Regions from separate parts of the Homo sapiens genome. Here region 2 is linked to region 1. Evidence: chromatin contacts called from ENCODE Hi-C or POLR2A ChIA-PET data. All regions are on one chromosome and are shown on one strand. Each heading gives the region's core, a stretch centred on a gene start or an enhancer-like site at or near the end of the contact. The rest is flanking DNA. Distances are from core to core; before and after follow the strand shown. Region 1 holds the start of EXO1 (exonuclease 1). Region 2 holds the start of MAP1LC3C (microtubule associated protein 1 light chain 3 gamma).

Region 1 (3,140 bases), core at 164-2,663:
CATGAGCCGTTCACAGTGCAGCAAACTCTCATGTTAGTTTTATGACAGATCCAGTGACACTGGAATGGACACCTTTTTGATTTTGGGGTTCCTTCCTAAGACCCCCATGTGTGATATATTCATGGTTGGATTCTAGGTACTGAAGCAGTTACTACAGCTGGATAGTCCAATGAGTGTAAGAAGGCTTCTCTACAAACACATGCTGCCCACATCGAAGTTCCTCTTTAATCTACTGCAGTTTGAAATTGTCCCCCACTTTCTCCAAGAGTCCACTCCAAGCTAGTTTAGGGTTAGGTCTACCATAGCCTTTGGAAGAGGGAGGGAAGATAACTTTTCTCATCTCTCCTAGTCCCAGCTCTAAAGACCAGAACCAGGGAGAAAGCAACACAGCTTTTCCAAACACATTCCCCAAATGTGGCACCTTTTCAACAATTTTAGTAACAAATTTAAGGCATCATAGATGCCTTTAAAATTGGCATGATAGATGTTAGAGTGATCATAAAAAGACTTTAAAAGAGGAAAAGATGTAAAGAACGTAATCAAATGGGGAGCATGTTTAACAATGTGCTCACTTCTTCCCCTTCAATTCCTTGAATTGAGTCTGCATTATCATTCCTATTGATCTTTGAGCCCAGAACATTACTTTGTGGTCTGGCCTAAGGTTTCTTCCAATTTTTTAAATTACAATATCCCTAAGAGGACAGCGACGAGGTCTGGGGTGTTATGAGGATTGGAAACCTAGCCACAAGTGACCATGAAAGTCCAAAATGCCTCTAAAGTCTTTGTCTCTAAGGCCCATTTTCAAGGTCTTGTTATATAGCTAATTTTTCCCCGACTTATGTCAAAAATAAACGAAGCTGGGTTCTAGGTAAAATGGTAGGGGCAGATTTTAATCACTACTACTACTGCAATGGGGAAAAGAACCCAGCGTGAACTGAATTCAATTTCGATTTGTAGAGGCAACCGGGCGTTTTAAAGAGAATGAAGGAATTAGGATGGGACTGATGACGCCGAGGGGGACTGAGCAACTTTTTCAGGTTTGAAAAGCCTCAACATCAACGCGCGACGGCGCTCTTTCAACATCAGCCTCCAGAACTGGGGCTGCAGCCAGGAGGGAACTACAACGCCCAGCAGCCCCGGCGGGTGTAAACACTCCCAACTTCCGAGGCGGTGCTCACCATCGGCCATCAGCGCCAGTGCCACTCGCGCCCTCAAGAAGCCGCACGGAGTTCGGGCCGGCAGCAGCGGCTGCAGTCGTATGGCAGTGAGCCGCTGTCTACCCAGCGAGACGGAGAGCTCAGGACGCAACCCTATGAGTTGGAAGCCGCAGGAGGCGGAACCGGGTTGCGGGATACGCGTTGACGTCACATCCTCTGGGCGGGGCCGCAAGGAACCCGCGCAAATTGAAAGGTCAGCCTTTCGCGCGCTGTGTAGGCAAGTTACCCGTGTTCTGCGTTGCCGGCCGTGGGTGCTCTGGCCACAGTGAGTTAGGGGCGTCGGAGCGGGTTTCTCCAACCGCAATCGGCTCCGCTCAAGGGGAGGAGGAGAGTCCCTTCTCGGAAGGTGAGAGGAGCGGGCTGTGCGGAGGCTAATGGGTGGGTTCCCTTGGGGGTCGACCTGCGCGTCACCTCCGACCCTCCTCTCGGGATTCGGGTCTTCCAGGAAGGGAAGGAGAGGGTCTGGCGTGATCTTCCCAACCCAACAGCGGAGCCCTTAGCCTGAGTGGAGTATGTGTTTTGTTCCGAGGGGACGTCTGGCAACCAGAGGTCTGCAGTTCAGTGAACGGAGGGAGATAAGAGAGCAGACGATTCCGGGCTGGAGCAGGCGCCAGGGTTGCCAGACTTACCTCATTTTTCCGCAGAAGCTGGCAGTCCAGGTTTTACATGCAATCTCTCCACCTTTAAATGTTGACAAGTACATTTTCCCATAATATTTTGCAGGCCTAAGGAAACGTGTCGTCTGGAATGGGCTTGGGGGCCACGCCTGCACATCTCCGCGAGACAGAGGGATAAAGTGAAGATGGTGCTGTTATTGTTACCTCGAGTGCCACATGCGACCTCTGAGATATGTACACAGTCATTCTTACTATCGCACTCAGCCATTCTTACTACGCTAAAGAAGAAATAATTATTCGAGGATATTTGCCTGGCCCAGAAGAAACTTATGTAAATTTCATGAACTATTATATCCGTTTTCCTCGGAGTGAGAGAAAACTCTTTTTAGATATCATCTGAGAGGTAAGAGACTGTTTTTCTGAAACTGTGGCTTGAGGACCACCTGCATCCAGATTAACTGCTTTGTTTAAAATTCATTCACAGCAGAACTAGTGAATCCCAGTCACTGAGTGGAGTTGAGAGTCTAAGAACCTCTGAAATTTGAGAACTGCTGGACCAGAGCCTTTAGAGCTCTGATAAGGTGTCAACAGGGTAAAGCTGCCTCCTGATCCTGTACTTTCTTTCTTCCTTTCCTTCCAAACTTAACGTTTGATAGGAGAGATTTGTATTATGAAATGCTAAGCAACTGCTCAGTGCCCATTACTGACTTTTTATTGTAGAGTGGGGGGAGGTCGTTTCATCAGAAAGGGTTGTGACAGTTCCAGAATCTCTGTATAGAAAGGGCTTAGGGGGCTGCAACCGGAATGGAAGGGGGTGGAAAGTTAAAGCATTTGTCTTGAAGCTGTATTTGCATAGCAGACGCAGTTTCACAGTTCTTTAGGGTAGCTTTCAGAGAGGCTGATGGAGTTGCCCCTGGGCGCCACCACTGTTTATTACCAGAATGTTCGTGCTTAGAATAATGCGTTCTAATAGCAGTGAATTTCAGTCCTAAAAAAGTACAGGATCATTTCTGTAATTCTTTTTGAATTTTTCCTTTGTTTTTTAATTGAAATACTTACCTTCCTACAAACTGTTTTGAGTTTCTACTCCTATTTGAATTTGCACGTTGACCCTTATGATTAATGCCCTTTGTAGAGGCAATGCGATGCCATCGCATGCATGGTTTTGTTTGTGCCTGGCTCCTTGAAGCATGTGTCAGGAGTGAAAGTGCAAAAGCACTTTGGAAAGACTAAACAAACAATAAGCAACAGTCAAGTGGCATTAGAGGTAGTATTAGTGATTAATGTAAATTCTACCCTATGGAAA
Region 2 (3,140 bases), core at 259-2,758, 150 kb after region 1:
TTTTCAACCCTGTTGAAAACTTACTCATCGGGTATATTTACTTTACTCCCAAATCATTTTTTACTGAATCCATGTGTCAAGTGATGTCCTTTATGCTTTAAGAATAGCTGCCTGTTCTTTGCTGTACCTCTGGCTTAACCAAGGGAGGAGTGTGTTTGGGGGATGCTTTTCTCTCTCAGTGTTCTGAGCAGGGAACGTTTCCTTTGGGGAGAAGTCCCCACCCCTAGGCACACATACACTTGGAAAAGGTGCTGGTCTCTGCAACGGACGCGCAGACTCGGTTTCACACAAGATCTGAAAGAAAGGATCTCCCGGCCTAGCTTGAGAGCCAAGACTAACTACTTTAGGAAATTCTTAGAAATGTTGGCAGGTCTTTTTTGTTGTTGTCGTTGTCTGAGGGATTCTCCTTACCTGTTTAAAATAGAGTAATTCTTTTTTTTTTTTTTTTTTTTTTGAGACAGAGTTTCACTCTTGTTGCCCAGGAGTGCAGTGGAACAGTCTCGGCTCACTGTAACCTCCGCCTCCCAGGTTCAAGCGATTCTCCTGCCTCAGCCTCCCAAGTAGCTAGGATTACAGGCACCCGCCACCACGCCTAGCTAATTTTTGTATTTTTAGTAGAGACAGGGTTTCACCACGTTGGCCAGGCTGGTCTCAAACTCCTGACCTCTGCGATCCACCTGCCTCAGCCTCCCAGAGTGCTGGGATTACAGGCATGAGCCACTCCGCCCGGGGTTTAAAATAGAGTAATTCTAAGAGCATCTTTTCAGGGTACTAGTGAATCTAAAAGGTGACTTCAAAAAAATCTCTTTCCTCTCTTCCCCTGACGTGCCCCCATCCCCAAAATAAAACTGCCAAACGAAGAAAGCCCAACAGCCCCGGCGCACCCAGCGCACCTTCCTCCGGGGCACGCTCTGCGCCACCTACCGGATGATGCTGAGGAACTGGGTCATGGTCAGCTCCTGCGGGACCAGGAACTTGGTTTTGTCCAGCGGGGGCAGGAACGTCTCCCTGGGGTAGCGCTCCACTACCACCTGTCAAGAGTGTCAGTCCTTAAGAATGTGACTCAGCGTGAGTGTTAGGAACTTGGAACAGACAGAGGGAAGCTGTTGGCTGCTCTTGGTTTTTCAGAGAACAGGATCGGAACCCCACCCCCACGCCCCCCAGCGGAAGTCCAGTGGTGTCTTACCGGGATTTTGTTGGGGAACTTTGCCCGGATTCCAGCAACTTCCTCTTGTCTGATTGCTGTGAATATTTCAAGCACAAGAGAAGAAGCAAAGATCAAGAAAAGAAGCAAAGATCAAGAGAAGGCCAGATCCGCTCCTCTCTTTAGATAACCCAGAAAGCTACCCCAAGAAATTTACCCAAGCTTTTCCTCTGCTTGAAGGGTCTGACGCTTGGGATTTTCTGTGGAGGCGGCATTGCACTCAGTAGCTGTGTCTGTTTTAAAAAAGAAAAAAAAACTGTCCCGCAACCGGGAACCTAACTCATTCCTCCAGCTGCTTCCAAACTGCCTGCAGGAGCCTGAAGGAGGCCCTTATGTAGGGCTGAGTGACATCAGGCCTCTCCTCTCCCTCCCCTCTCCCCACTCCCCCTCCCTGGGCAGCAGGAGGTCAGTTCTGATGGAAATGGAATCGCCACCTGCTTGCTGGTCAGAGAAAGCCACTTTGTTCATGACCAGTTCAAGATGTTTCTTTGCAAAAGAAATTAGGGTTTGTAATAAAATCATTGGCTGGGCAGCGGACTGTGGAGAGGTAAAACTGCCTTGTGCTGGGATGTTTTTGCCCTTCAGTAGCAAGGGGGGGTCCAAGCTGGATCCACCTCAGCCTGAAGTGTGCTGTGTAGTTCTCACAATGGTCCATGCCCTTTATCACAGAAGGAAACCTATACTAAGAAAGGTGAAGTGATTTGCTCGAGGGCACACAGCAAGTAAGAGAAGCGGTATGGATTAAAACCTAGAGCTGTACACTGGGTGCAGTGGCCCACGCCTGTAATCCCAGCACGTGGGAGGCCGAGGCGGGTGGATCACCTGGCCAACATGCTGAAACCCCATCTCTACTAAAAATACAAAAATTAGCCGGACGTGGTGGCTGGCACCTGTAATCCCACCTACTCAGGAGGCTGAGGCAAGAGAATCGCTTGAACCCAGGATGCGGAGGTTGTAGTGAGCTCAGGTCACACCATTGCACTCCAGCCTCGGCAACAAGAGCGAAACTTCATCTCAAAACAAAACAAAACAAAACAAAAAAAACCCAGAGTTGTTACAAGGAAGTCCAAGTACTACACTCCAGTATATTCTGTCACTTAGTTTTCTCTGGGATAAAAGAAGGAAGGAAGGACAATTGTCCCCAAGATCTTGCTTTTAGAGTTAAGAAACTGGGTCTCTGGTCATACATAGGGGAAACCAAACTCCATTTCTCCTATATTCTCACAACACAGATCACTTTTGACACTAGATGTGTGTGTGTGTGTGTGGGTGGGTGGGGGTTCCCCATACACCGAGCAATCACTTCTACAGTGGACACCAGCTAGGTGTCCTCCAATCCAACTCTGACACTGTCTACCTGGAGACAGCATCAGATCGGGCTGAGGGCTCTGTCCCACAAGACTGTCCCCCACTTTCAATGCCGATTGCAAGCCCCAAGTTGTGTTTGTTGTTTTTTTGCTTGTTTGAAACAGAGTCTTGCTCTGTTGCCCAGGCTGGAATGTAGTGGCACGATCTCAGCTCACTGCAATCTCTGCCTCCTGAGTTCAAGCGATTTCTCCCGAGTAGCTGGGATTACAGGCACATGACACCATGCCTGGCTAATTTGTGTGTTTTTAGTAGAGAGGGGGTTTCGCCATGTTGGCTAGGCTGGTCTGAAACTCCTGACCTTGTGATCCTCCTGCCTTGGCCTCCCAAAGAGCTGGGATCTCATGCGTGAGCCACTGCGCCCAGCCCCTAGCTTGTTTTCCCTGTGCTTCTGATCTATGGGACATAAGTCAGGCTTCCCACAGCCCCCGCCTTGGGTTTCATTAATTGGCTAGAATGACTCACAGAACTCAGGGAAACACTTTTACCGGCTTATTACAGAGGATATCACAAAGGGTACAGATGAAGAGATGCATAGCGAGGTATGGGGGAAGGGCATACCACCCTCCAG

Evidence for each region. A loop is a pair of places that touch in the nucleus more often than their neighbours do. ChIA-PET counts read pairs that join two places held with the same protein, here RNA polymerase II (POLR2A). Pooled maps may share reads with other maps.
Region 2: a loop to region 1 is called in a map of endothelial cell of umbilical vein, with 15 times the contacts of the local background. The contact joins the promoter of MAP1LC3C here to the promoter of EXO1 in region 1. A Hi-C loop is called at or near these places in 9 of 168 maps with a recorded cell type or tissue (CD8-positive, alpha-beta T cell, GM12878, MCF 10A and 5 more), 18 of 37 single-sample maps with no recorded cell type and 29 of 50 pooled maps. POLR2A ChIA-PET finds 5 or more read pairs at or near these places in 6 of 52 experiments (HEK293, HEK293T, K562 and 3 more).

The regions. Positions count from the first base shown.
Region 1 is chr1:241,846,791-241,849,930 of GRCh38, forward strand. It overlaps EXO1 (exonuclease 1), which reads left to right and starts at 1,414. Exons shown (of 16, transcript NM_130398.4): 1 at 1,414-1,563; 2 at 1,941-2,237; 3 at 2,322-2,426. RefSeq lists an enhancer at 1,110-1,449.
Region 2 is chr1:241,997,590-242,000,729 of GRCh38, forward strand. It overlaps MAP1LC3C (microtubule associated protein 1 light chain 3 gamma), which reads right to left and starts at 1,509. Exons shown (of 4, transcript NM_001004343.3): 1 at 1,362-1,509; 2 at 1,187-1,242; 3 at 925-1,031. The coding sequence starts at 1,419. RefSeq lists an enhancer at 1,494-2,019.